2 separate regions of the Mus musculus genome follow, and region 1 is linked to region 2. Evidence: chromatin contacts called from ENCODE Hi-C data. All regions are on one chromosome and are shown on one strand. Each heading gives the region's core, a stretch centred on a gene start or an enhancer-like site at or near the end of the contact. The rest is flanking DNA. Distances are from core to core; before and after follow the strand shown.

Region 1 (6,951 bases), core at 1,552-4,051, 1.8 Mb after region 2:
ACCACCCTACCTGGCCCAGCCCACAGGGCCGCCACCCTACCATGAGTCCTTGGCTGGTAAGTATCACTGTGGATTCAGTAAACCTGCATGGTCCCCCAACTCATGCCTCTGCTCCTCGGGTCCTTTCCTCCTGGCTTGCCTGCCCACTTGCGTTGCAGCCCAGTGTCCCCACAGCTAACCCATGTCCTTTCTCCTTCCAGGAGCCAGCCAGCCTCCATACAACCCGACCTACATGGATTCCCTAAAGACAATTCCCTGAACCTGCCCCCAGCCTCTTTGGCTGCCATTTATGTCGTGTGTGAGTGAGTGATACGCAGAGTTCTTTACTGCTGTCTGTGGTGTGTGTGCCTTGTCTAGACATGTGGCTTCCTCTGCTGTTGACCAGGTAGGCGCAAGTCTTACCAGTGTGGGTCGGGACCAACCTGTTTTCTTCCTCACTTGAAATTGTACTTTCTGAAATTTCAAGCAAATTAAAAACAATAAGGTAGGAGGTATTTCCCACGTCACCCCAAGGTGACCAGCCATGGCCTGTCATACTTAGGAGAGCAAGCTTTTTGCGGGTACAGAGCAGGCTTTGGGGGGTAACCAGCTAGCTGCTGCTAGGCCTTTATTCCCAGGGTTTGGCTGCATTGGCAGTGAGGCAGGTGGCTGGGGGTGACACCAGGTGACAAGGGGACTCAGTGGCAGGGGGTCACACCAGGCAGAACACCATACACTCTCCATCAGCTGTCTGTCTGGATGTCACTGTCCTTCCCGGGGCTGTATAGAGGGCCACATGTGTTCACTATTCAGGCTCCACTGGGGGAATTTTCCTACCTTTGCTGGCTTGGCTCCTGCTCCCAGGCCAGGGACCTCGGTCTGTCTACTACACACTCTGGTTTCTCCCTGCACTGTCTTTTTACTGTTAGCCAAACATTTTGCCTGTTTTCTGTCTCCAGATGTGTGATAATTGGTGTGAGGTTGAAATCCCTGGTTCCTGGAGGACAGACAACCTGACCTCCGACTGTCAGTTTCCCTTGACACCATCTTCATAGAAATACCTGACTCCTGTACCACAGTCCAGTTTGTCCCAGTAGCAGGGACACCAAGGCCAATGGGTTATCTGGACCAAAGGTGGGGTGGAGGGCCTAGGTGGTATCTCCGGCCCAGATGTGAATACCTCCATATTCCCTGTTGGTTCCTGTTTCACTGGCTGTTTTAGCTTTGTGTTGATTGGTGTTTCTGAGCATTCAGACTCCGCACCCTCATTTCTAATAAATGCAACATTGGACCCGCTTCCCCTTTCTTCAGCGCCTAGGCAGCTGGCCTTGGCTCTACACCAAAAACTATTTCTGTCTACTTCTTGAACTTGTTTCTTCCCTCTGTTAATTAGCCTAACAGGTTTGATTGTCCTGCTAAGAGAGCAGGAGAGAGGGACTGTACCTCATCCCTAGGGCCTGAGCATGGCCAGAGGCCCAGGCTGAGAAGCAGAGGCGGCAAGCAGTCAGTGCTATGGAAGTCTTTATTCATCATATTTCCCCTCTTGACTTACTGCCCAGGTGAGGCCAGGAAGAGTCCATACAGAGTGGCTATTGCCAAGGTCAGGAGGGTCAGCAGGCTCAGTGGGGCCAGCAGCCCCTCCTGTGATGGGGCTTCTGGGACCTTCTCTGGAGGAGGACTCTTAGGTCGCCTGCTCCTGCCATTGCTGGGACTTCCATTGGCTGTGGCCAGGGGTGTAGTAGCTGTGGCAGCATGTGGCCTTAGGTTGGTTGTTCCAGTGGTAGCCGGAGTGCCGTACATGGGCTTGACGGTGCTAAAGGGCCGGGCATGTTCGTCCACCCACTGCAGTAGGGCCTGTGGCTTCCACTGACAGATGCTGAGCAGGGTTAGAACATCACCTTCAGCAGTATGTGAGTCTGTCGGTGCTTGCCAGTACAGGCGGGTGTAGATGCTGCCCAGGCTGTAGCTTTTCCTCGAACCATTCCCTGAGGGGCTGCTAGCTTGTTCCAAGGCCTTTAGGGCAGCGATGCTGTCCACACAGAAGGTACCATCTAGGGGACTGGGAGTGCTCAGCCTAGCAAGCTCTGTCTGGAGCAGAGGAAAGTCATAGCGGTCACCGTTGTGTGCCACAAGGCAGCAAGGCTGTGGCTGGCGCTGCAGGAAGGCTCGGAGCAGGATGGCCAGGTTGTCATCGAAGCGTTGACGCCCCTGTACTTCCAGCTCAGCTTTGCTCAGACCTGTGATCTCACTGGCCCCAGGGCTACAGGCTTTCCCTGGAGCAATGCACAGAGAGAGCTTGTCCACCACACGGGGCGGTCTGGGCACTGGAGGTGGATGTCCCTGAGAAATGGAAGTGTTCTCCAGAGCACGTCTGTGGACAGCCAGCAGGCACAGCTCTGTGACTTCGGGCCGAGACGAAGGCAGGCCAGTGGCTTCCAGGTCTAAGAAGATGAGGGTCTGCATGTGACCATGGGGCAGGGTCTGTGAGCCCATGCTGAACCTGGGGAGGAGATGGGGTAATGAGTAGCAGCAGGAAGGTCTCAAGTGGGCTGAGGTGGGGTGCAGAAAGGCAGCTCAGCCCTTCCCTTCAGCAGGTACTATCCAGGGCCACTAGAAGCTGGAGGGCAGGGTTGTTCTAGTGGGATGGATCCACTACTTATTTGCCTTTTGAGGGAGGCCCTTCCCCTAGTGCTGACTACCTTCAGGGTGAGGGAACCCTATTCTCTTCTGCCTTACCCCATACCCTTACTCCACACTTACCGAGAAGCAGGCAGCAAGGCACTCCGCTGGGTCTGCTGCTGGCAGCAGTGTGGCTGAGGAAGTAAAACTGCCTGGGTCCACCCATAGGCCTGCCTCCTGAACAGGGCCCGCCCTGCTGTTAGCCTGCCAGGCCTGGCCCTCGTGCTGACGCTCCTCCCTCCCTCCCCAAGCACCCCAAAGGCCTTCCTAGATCCATATCTGTGATCCTGCTGGCTGGTAAAATGGACTACTGCCCCAACACTGACAACTCAAACTGGGTTGTCTCTAGGATTCAAATGTGCCCGTGAGCCTCTGCCTTTTCTTGTCTTTCCCCCAGTCCTTGATCCAGGCCTTCCTAAAAAGGGCTGCCTCCTTGGCCACAAACGTACCCCTGCCCCCACCACGGCCCCCGCCCAAAGCTATGACTCAGGGTAATTCCCGAAGAGGGGCAGGGTTTTTCCTCAGGGCAGATCAGTTACCATGGGGGCCATCTCAACTCCAGCAGGAGTCATCTCATCAATTCTTGGTCTGCCCTGTCCCTCCCTCTCAGCCACACAAATCGGACTCAGGAAACAAAGCTTGTGTTCTCAGCAGGAAGTGCAGTTTTAATCAGTGGATATGGCAAAGACGGCGGTGGGAGCTGGCGCCACCTTGTGGCTGGATGCTCAGGCCCTCAGTTACAGTCCATCTCAGAGTCTTCCAAATCAGTCTCCGCAGCACAGAGGTCATCCAGGGCAGCCTCTGAGCCAAAAGGAAGAGGGGTCTGAGGTTAACTCGACAGCGTGGGGGCTTGGAGGCCCCCATGCTCCCTAGCGTCACAGGAACCAACCAGTCCCTTCTATGCACAGGCTTTGCTCCCTCAGCGACTGTGAGCAAAAGTGACACAAAGGCAATTCGGACAGATCTTTGTGGAAAACCATGGCTCAGCGAGGCCAATTCAATAGACACCATCAAATGGGAACCTGTCATACTCAAAGACCCAGAGCAGGAAGGTAATACCCATGTGCCAGGAATGGCTCTGGAGGCAAGGGGAGACTCATGGAAAGGAGTCTGACAGAGGCACACGAAGGCTAGGACAGTGTCGTGCTAGCTTACCTTCACAGTCAGTCACATCAGGAAGGGCTCGAATCAGCATGCTGACCCCTGGCATCACCTGGTCGTACTGATGCAGGACCTCGACACAGTGCACAGTGAAGAGCTTGTCCTTCTGAGATAGGCTATGCAGCAGCAGCACAGTGTCCCGCAGACAGCGTATCGTCTGCTTCTGCTGGTGGGTCCTTGGACCTCCTGCCCGCCGCACCGTCAGCCATTGCCTGTGCAACATCACAGTGAGCGCTCTGACTGCCTAGGGTGAGAGGGCACAGCCTGAGGTCCAGAGACTTACTCACCTCACCACTTCAAGATCAACAGGATTGCTCTTAACTAACTGAGCATCCATGATGCTGGTCTCTGGCCACTCACCTCTACATTGCAGTGACAGTCAGAACCAATGCCAGCGGGGGCAGGGCTCTGTACACTCAGCTTGGCCAAGAGCCATACTACCTGGAACAAGAAGAGATAGTACCCATCCCATGTAGAACAGACGGTTGTCACAGGGCTTTGGCGGGCATTTCTAAGGTGCTCTAGCTACGTCTACAACTGCTTGCCTGCACAAGTGGGGTACAAGTAGTGGTAGTCTCAGGCTTTCAGACTTGAATCTCACCAACAGCTTACTGCTTCCAGGACCAGGATCGGGGCCCCCAAAGCCCAGGCAGCTCTGCTGAGCACCACTATAACCCAGGATGTGCTTGTATTGAATCCCTGTGAGGAACCCCTACATTTTACCCGTTGCTGTTTGACAAACTGGCAAAAAAGGAATTGTAGCTCCCACTTTCCCACAAGGGAAGGAGACTCTGGGCTCTCGGGGGGTGGGAGTGAAGGGTGAGCAGTGTCTGAGTCTTACCTCTTGTTCCAGCTGAAGCCACTGTGTCTCTGAGGCCGTTCTGTCAGGCCTTGATGTGATGTACATGTACAGCCTCAGGAGAAGGCAGCCTTCTGAAAAGGATGCAGGCCTCACTCAGGGACCCCCTTTTCTTTTCTTTTTTAAATTTTTGGTTTTTCGAGACAGGGTTTCTCTTTATAGCCCTGGCTGTCCTGGAACTCACTCTGTAGACCAGGCTGGCCTTGAACTCAGAAATCCACCTGCCTCTGCCTCCTGAGTGCTGGGATTAAAGGAGTGCGCCACCACGCCCAGCTTATGGGACCCCCTTTTCATTGTAGTCTGGGGTACAAGTACAGAAGCCCTTGAGGGGCTCTGAACCTGTACTGCCCCCAGGCCCTCCCTCCCCACTATAGGACAGTTGAGACTGTCCTGCCCTGCTTTACCTGGGTGGGAGCATAGCTGCCATGCTAGGCTGTCATGGTCCAGCAGCACAGAGAGCAGCTCAACAGCCAGGAGCACACAGGGCAGCGGCAGCGCTGAGCCGAGGCACTGTGGCAACACCGGGAACACACAGGAGAACCTAAAGAATGAGCACAGTTATGACACTCTCCAAAAGGACACTTACTGTAGTGAGCCATGGCTTCCAAAGCTGCTGGCCTGACTCTAGTCTACTGGCTTCAAGCCTGTCACAAATAAACAGGTCTAAACTTTAGTATAAGAATGCTGTGACTTGGGCTGGAGAGATGGCTCAGTGGGTAAGAGCACCCGACTGCTCTTCCAAAGGTCCAGAGTTCAAATCCCAGCAACCACATGGTGGCTCACAACCATCTGTAATGAGATCTGACTCCCTCTTCTGGAGTGTCTGAAGATAGCTACAGTGTATTTACATATAATAAATAAATAAATTAAAAAAAAAAAAAAAAGAATGCTGTGACTTAAACATGGCAGGCCTTAATCGGGGTGAGTATGGTGTGGCGTGTGTGTTTTGTGGTACATATATATAATCTCAGCAGAGGCAGGACCTACCACACAGAGCTGGAGATGAACCCGGCCTATATGCAACCAAGTAAGTCGCACTACCATATCAAAACCCCTCTTTTGCCCTAAAAAAAACAAAAAACAAAACAAAACAAACAAAAAAAAAAAACCCAAACCCAGGCCCTTATGTGGACCTTTATCAAGTAAATGGGATGGGACTCCCTGGATGGGGTTCCTTCCTATGTCTGCCATCACACAGTGACACTGGTGCATACCTTCAGCACGAGAAATATTCCTCAACTAATAGCAGAGCCCTGGCTAGGGCTCTAACAGAAACAAGCGTGTGCATGGCTACAGCTGTCTCACAAGGTCATAGAGCAAGGCAAAGGAAGCGGTTTTCTCCACTTGCTGGAAAACACTGACTTGTCACCTGCGTGGAAACCTACCTACCATGACGTGTGTGTGACTGAATATATATAACCTTCCCACTGAGGAATGAGACAAAGAGACAAAGGGACAAAGGGATGGAACCCAGTCCCAGAGCTCAGTTTGCTCTATTTACACTACCTACAGCAGTATGGGGAGAACTGGTGTGTGGGAGCGAGGCCGTGAGCATGTAGGTATGTACCAATGTGTACAGAGAGCATGGAGGTGGAGAGTATCCACCAGTGTCATTGGAAAGGAAAGGTTCACTATTTGGGGTAAACTCATTTTATAGCATTTTTAAATATGATTATTTATTTTTATGTGCTTTGGTGTTTTTATTTTGTTTGCTTGTTTGTACACCTGTGTGAGCGTGTCAGATCCCCTGAAACTGGAGTTACGAAGGGTTGTGAGCGGCCATGTGGGTGCTTAGAATTGAACCTGGGTCCTCTGGGAGAGCAACTAGTGCTCTTAGCCACTGAGCCCCCATTTTATAGCACATTCTACAAATAGGCAAGGAGTTGGGCATTTAACTCTGTTGCTCTCTGGCCTGACTAGTCCTACCTAGACCACTATGGCCCTTGAACAGAGCTGGAAAGATTCTACCTTTGACTTCCAAGTTATTTTTTCATAGCTGTAAAGCCTTCTTTTACAATGAAATGTTGTGCCAGGTATGGGGATGTACACATGTAATCCCAGCCCTTGGGAAACAGAGGCAGGTAGATCTCTGAGTTCTAAGCCAGACTGCTCTACAGAGTGAGTCCCAGGTCAGGCAGGGATACTAAGACCTGTCTCAAAAAGGAAAAAGAAGGTAAGTTACACATAGCACCATTATAGAAAGTACAGGAATTGTGCTATTTGGTAAGGCAGGCTTTGTTTCAAGCCTGGGCACAGTGACAGTGGACAGAGAT
Region 2 (6,281 bases), core at 889-3,388:
TGCCCTTGCCACCTGAACTGTGTCTATTCTCCCAGCCCTGGTTTCTCAGTCTGCTGAGTAGGGCAGGCCCCCTACCCATGTATAGAATAGCGAGCCTGTTTCTGGGAGAATATCAGCCAGAGGTTGATCATGCCAAGGCCCCTTACGGGGACGCAGACTGGGCTAGGGGACTACACAGTTATACAGTATTTATTTATTTATTCTCCTTGCAGGGGTTGGGGGTGGAATGATGGCGTGAGCCATCCCACTTCTCTGCCCTGTGCTCTGGGTGGTCCAGAGACCCCCAGGTCTGGTTCTTCCCTGTGGAGACCCCCATCCCAAAACATTGTTGGGCCCAAAGTAGTCCTGAATGTCCTGGGCCCATCCACCTGTGTATGGATGTGCCCACTTTTTTCTCCCAAGCCTCTTTTGGGAGGCTGGGTGGCCAGACAGACAGGAGCCAGAAACACAAGGGCTCCCACTCTTCTCCTCACAGGGCAGCACCATGGCTTCATAGAGCTGGCTTCTCTATGTTGTGCCCCACCTCACCCCCCTGCCGAGGGGCGTGTGCTGGGTCGGGAAGTGGATGCTTATCCAAGGGCCGCAGATGTAGCTCCCTTGTGTCCGTTTCCTGCCTAGGAAGTTGCCTGCACGTGAGAGAGGGAGAAATACATACACACCTAACAAGACTTTAGAAAACAAGTGTTAGAACACAAGAACCAGTTTGGGAGTTTTTCTTCCACTGATTTTTTTCTGTAATGATAATAAAAGTATGCCTTCCACTTATGAAGCCTTCAGTGGGGTGTCTGGAGTTTCGCGTGGTTTGACCTCTTTGATTCTCGTGTCTCGATCCACGTCACATCTGGAAAAGCCAAAACTTCAATGACTCCATAGGCTTTGCCAGAGGGCTGCGGGGCGGGGGAGGGGCCTTCGTCCTGTTCCCCTTGGGAGATGAGAGACAAGGGGTGAACGCCCATTGGCATGCCTTCTGGGGTGCTATCCATTGTGCTGTGGATATGTGAGAAGCAGGCAGCAGAGGATCTACAAGCCCAAAAGGAAGGGTCCATTCAAAGTACAAGTGGGCACGGAGGGCAGTAACTTGCCAAGAGGAGCCACAGAACTCAGGCCGGCCTTGCAAGGAGAAAGTACAGTGGATAAAAGTGTACTGAAGTGCCATGAGGATCCCGGACATGGACCTGACAGGCCTCTTCCTGGGCAGTGGGTAGATCAGTTGAGTCAGGGATAGTGACCAATGAGCTGGTAGGGTCAGGTCTGGTAGTGTCAAAATTCTGGCTCAGGCCGTTTGGAGTCAAGAGGACTCTTCTCTTAGTCGAGATCTTGAACATCAGAAATACAAGGAAAATGAAAACCTTGTCCAGGGTTGAAGGTCTGACTCGGGAATATGTAGGCTGCTGGGATCCTGCTGAAGTATGAGGGTGTCACAGCAAAGTTCCTCCAAACTGTGCTCCTAGCCTTTTACATCGTGTTTTAGAGACAATTCAGAATGGGTTCCTAGTCCTCAGACCAAGTCGAAAGTTAAAAGAGGCCAATAATAGTGGCCTGAGAGACGGAAGCTGTAAGGAATGGCATCTTGATAAGGAAGAGACTAAAAAAATAAATAAACAACCAGAGTCAGGAAGGGCCTGGACTGGGGACAAGGACAGTGGTGACAAAGACTAGGAATTACATTGTAGGGGCTAGAAAGACGGCTCAGTTAAGAGCGCTTGCTATTCTTTCAGAGAATCGGTGTTCCCAGCTCCAGAGGAACAAGTGGGTCTTCCAGGTCTCTGTGCACCTACATGCACACAAACGTATGCACGAAAAGTAATTCTACTTTTTTTTTGTAAGGAATGGCATTGGGTTAGAGTAAGGAGGTAGATGAAGGAAGGATGGTATTTTTAGAAGCTGTGAGGAGTGTTCAAGCCTATCTCCTCAGCCTGACACTGTCCCCACTGCTGGTGGCAGCTGGTAAAACCTTTGCTGCCTGTGGGGCCCACTAGTGTACCTTGTCCAAGTGTCACCATGGCCTTGGTGGGGCCTTTCTTCAGCTTTGATCTCAGCCTTTGTGTGGTTCCTAAAAGGTGTGAGGTAATCCCTACTGTTTCCCCACACATACCCAACCCCCCAGCTCTTGAGTCATTTAGTAGGAAAGTCGTGGGCACGTAGGGGGCAGAGACTGGCTCTCTGCATCTGCTGCCACGACTCAGCTACTGAAACTAAAGAAAGTACAGAAAACCCCACTCTTCACACAAGGCACTCAGTGAAGACTCTACTCCCTGCGGTTGGGGTCCAGATACTACCCTATGTTCAAATACCAGGAGCAGGGGCTAGCTCAGGGAGTTCAGAGAGTGGAGCACAGAGCAGCACTCACCCTAACTGACCCTCTGTCCCGGGCTGACCCATGAGATGGGGATAGGCAACTGGGTGGCTGCTTGGACAATTTTTGTATCCACCGCATCTCTGATCACTGAAAGCTCTGGAGCCGCAGGCCTGGCCATGGGCCATCCCTGACTCGTCTCAAACCAGAGTCTAGCGCTTTTCTGAGAAAGGGCTGCCAGACACTGACATCTCAGTCTTTATAGGAGAGGAATCAAAATGCCTGCCTGGGGTAGGGAGACCAGAAAACATGTCCATTGGACCCCAGACTCAAGCCTAACGGTAGAAGAGAAGCCAGCTGCCAGGTGTAACCACCCCTGGATGGTCCTGGGCTACTAAAAAGGACAACCATGTGCTGTCACTAGCTAGGGAGGGAGGGTGAGCCATTGAGTGGGCATACTGGACCCCCACACAAAATCCAAACAGTAATTAATCATAACCCTTTGCCAACTGAGTCCCTTCACACGTGTGCTCTTTGGCTACTAACTGAGCCAGATTCCCATCAAGGCCCTGGGGACACAGGAGAGAACAAGATAAATATGGCCCTATTCTCCTGGGGCTTGTGGCTACTGCAGGAAAGATGGTGAACAAGTTAACCGATAGGCACGTCTTGAGTAGGTAAAGAAAGCAAAGGCAGGGAGAGTGGGTTTAGGTGTGGGGTTACCCTGCAGCAAAGGGTCCGGGAAGGTGTTGAGTGGGGTGGTGGTGAACCTGGCATTCAGAACAGAGAGCAGGGGTTGGTCGTATAGAGGCCGTGGGGAAGTGCTGTCCCAAACACAGGGACCACCGGGACAATGACTTTAAGGCAGAGACAGCCCTGGATTCCAGGATGGAGTGGGGAGGGCAAAGGGGGCCATGGCTGATTTTTGTTCTGACTGGTGGAGCATCACAGACTCTAGTGGGGCTGTGCTGAGTTCTGATGCTCCCATTTCTAAAGGATTCTTCATCGATGGCTCCATGAGGGCTTCAAAGCCTGTGGCCCAGTGAGAAGGTTCGAAGGTGTGGAACTGAGTGGGGTGGGGTGCCATAGGAAACTGGAGGCAAGGGTGATAACTTTGGGTGTGGTTCACTCCCAATAATTCTCACTTCAGCCCTGCACACTAATAGAGGTTGTCCCTGTTTTCAGCTGGTTAGGGCTTAGAACAAGTGGTTCTCAACCTGTGGGTCGTGACCCCCTTCAGGAGTTGAACAACCCTTTCACAAAGGTCACCTAAAACCATCAGAAAACACAGATATTTACATTACAACTCAAAACTAGCAAAATTACAGCTATGAAACAACCAAAGTCATTTTATGCCAGGCATGGTAGTGCATGCCTTTAATCCCAGCACTCGGGAGGCAGAGGCAGGCGGATTTCTGAGTTCGAGGCCAGCCTGGTCTACAAAGTGAGTTCCAGGACAGCCAGCGCTATACAGAGAAACCCTGTCTCGAAAAACCAAAAAAAAACAAAAAAACAAAAAAAAAAAAAACAGTCATTTTATGGTTGAGGGGGTCACCATAACATGAGGAACTGTATTAAAGGGTCACCGCTTTAAGGAAATTGAGAACCACTGGCTTAGTGAGAGGCAAAGACTAGCTGGGGTCATTAGCCTTGTCTCTAGACTTTATTCGAGTAACCACTGCTCTACCCTGTCTCTGAAGACTCACCTGCCAAAGCCTTAGTCTGCCAAGAGTCAGAGGCCAGAGGATAGAGGTGTTCAGTAGGGCTCTCTAAAGGTCATGCTGGCCCTGGATGATTCTGCCCAGCCACAGGAAGGTAGATTTGAAGCGTGGCCCTACATGGTGCCCCTCTCTGGACTCACAAGGGCCCCTGGAATGGTTTGGGGACAGATGCCACTAAGCCGTCTCTTGTCAGCAGGTCGAACTGGCCAGAGTCTTGCTAGGATGTGTCATTTAAGATCGCTGAGTTAAAATAACATCCCCTTGGTCCCAAGGGCCTCAGAACCTAAGTCCAGCATTTAACTTGCTGTCTGAGCAGATCCTGCTAGACCAAGGCATCCGAATGAAGCTAAAGCCATGACTTGCTGTCTTCCCTGTCAGAAGGAAACCTCCTATCCTGTGTCTGGGGTGGAGCGAAGGGCCAGGGGTCTGGCTCCTGAGAGCAAGCCCAGCAGGCAGGAAGATCTGGGGTGCATAGGGCACTGACCCCCATCCCCCACCTCACTGAGGCTGTCTGCATTTAGAAAGGAAAGCCTGGGCAGGCCAGAGCAACCTTTTCACACCGACCTGTTAGACCAGTTTTAATCGAAAGCAGACTCATACTTGACTTCCCCACCCCTCTTTGGCTTAGTGGGGCAGCACAGTCAGCCAACTGGGGGCACCCCAGTGGTCACTGTAGGGCAGCAGGATAGGGATCCATGTCTGGGACACGAGCTAGAGGTGGTCCCTGGAGGGTTCATTCTGGCCAGACTGCAGACCAGAGGGTGAGTGGAGATTGCCCGGGCCTGGCTCTGGGGGAGAGCCAAGTACTCGGAAGCCGATACTCATCTAGCAGCGAGAGATGCAGCAGGCTGAGGGCAGAAGGAAGCCAAGGCTGTCTGCTCAGTGGAAAGGCAGTGGTCTCCAAACCCAAGACTAGCTGAAGCAAGCAGAGCCCGGGGTGCAGCGGATAGGCTCTGACGGCTGGGGAAATGTGGGCCTACTACAGCTCCTCCAGGCAGCCCTCCAGGACTGCTCCACCCACATAGGAATTTACTGTCCTCAAAGATATTCCGACGGTGTGGTTGAAGGGGGCATGACATCTAGCAAATGTTTTCCAAGGGCAGAACCCTGCTCTGGGGATTTCCCCAGCCCTGACACCAACAAACTAGACCAGACTTTTCCTGTCACCAGACATGGGCTCCCTTTCCACCAGAGATACAGATTTTGGTTCCTGTGTTAGGCAAGGCTATGTTCTAAGTGCCCCACAGCTCTCAGCCTCTTTCTGAGAAGCATTGAACTCTCCCCATTGAGCACATCAGAGTGCATGTGTGTGTGTGTATGTGAGTGCATGTGTGTGTGTCAGTATATGTGTGTGCGTGTGCGTATGTCAGTGCATGTGTGTGTGTGTGTATCAGTGCATGTGTGTGTGTCTGTCAGTGCATGTGTGCGTGTCAGTACATGTGTGTGTGTGTGTATCAGTGCATGTGTGTGTGTCAGTGCATGTGTGTGTGTGTCAGTGCATGTGTGTGTGTGTGTATCAGTGCATGTGTGTGTGTGTCAGTGCATGTGTGTGTGTGTCAGTGCATGTGTATGTGTGTCAGTGCATGTGTGTGTGTGTATCAGTGCATGTGTGTCAGTGCATGTGTGTGTGTGTGTGTCAGTGCATGTGTGTGTGTCAGTGCATGTGTATGTGTGTCAGTGCATGTGTGTGTGTGCGTGTCAGTGCATGTGTGTGTGTCAGTGCATGTGTGTGTGTGTCAGTGCATGTGTGTGTGTGTCAGTGCATGTGTGTGTGTGTATCAGTGCATGTTTGTGTGTCAGTGCATGTGTGTGTGTGTCAGTGCATGTGTGTGTGTCAGTGCATGTGTGTGTGTGCCAGTGCATGTGTGTGTGTCAGTGCATGTGTGTCAGTGCATGTGTGTGTGTCAGTGCATGTGTGTGTGTCAGTGCATGTGTGTGTGTGTGTGTCAGTGCATGTGTGTGTGTGTGTGTGTCAGTGCATGTGTGTGTGTGTGTGTGTGTGTCAGTGCATGTGTGTGTGCGTGTGCGCACATGCTTGAGTGCCCGCAGTGCTGACCTTTCCCCTTGGCCAACATTCTTTTGCTTTCTTCAGCTCCTTCCAAGGAACAGTTTGGGAGGAGGAGCCATAGAGGAGACAGGTCCTCAGGAAACTTTTCCTCAAAGCTCAGAGACAGGAAGGCCTATTCAGATGAAGATGGTCCCCTAGGTTGTCTGAGATGGTGGAGGGGCCATAGGGTGAGACCTCCTGGAAGGGTGTACTGTTA

What was found. Hi-C counts contacts between places; a loop is a spot of excess contacts on that map.
Region 1: a loop to region 2 is called in a map of T-helper 17 cell, with 5 times the contacts of the local background. The contact joins the promoter of Trex1 here to the enhancer-like site in region 2. A Hi-C loop is called at or near these places in 2 of 37 maps with a recorded cell type or tissue (T-helper 17 cell and regulatory T cell).

Annotation. Positions count from the first base shown.
Region 1 is chr9:109,056,450-109,063,400 of GRCm38, forward strand. It overlaps Trex1 (three prime repair exonuclease 1), which reads right to left and starts at 2,802. Exons shown (of 2, transcript NM_001012236.1): 1 at 2,740-2,802; 2 at 1,483-2,479. The coding sequence starts at 2,472. The coding sequence ends at 1,528. Atrip (ATR interacting protein) reads right to left here. Exons shown (of 13, transcript NM_172774.3): 9 at 5,083-5,219; 10 at 4,661-4,752; 11 at 4,180-4,260; 12 at 3,814-4,063; 13 at 3,298-3,459. The coding sequence ends at 3,392. Atrip-trex1 (Atrip-Trex1 readthrough) reads right to left here. Exons shown (of 14, transcript NR_153412.1): 9 at 5,083-5,219; 10 at 4,661-4,752; 11 at 4,180-4,260; 12 at 3,814-4,063; 13 at 2,740-3,459; 14 at 1,484-2,479. It overlaps Shisa5 (shisa family member 5), which reads left to right. Exons shown (of 6, transcript NM_025858.3): 5 at 1-56; 6 at 201-1,343. The coding sequence ends at 259.
Region 2 is chr9:107,301,198-107,307,478 of GRCm38, forward strand. Cish (cytokine inducible SH2-containing protein) reads left to right here. Exons shown (of 3, transcript NM_009895.4): 3 at 1-1,587. Among named protein-coding and RNA genes, the nearest start is that of Cish, 7.7 kb to the left of the region's middle. Within about 2 kb of position 2,139, at least 1 of the 3 ENCODE cell types and tissues checked has a DNase peak (open chromatin) inside an H3K27ac peak, as active enhancers do.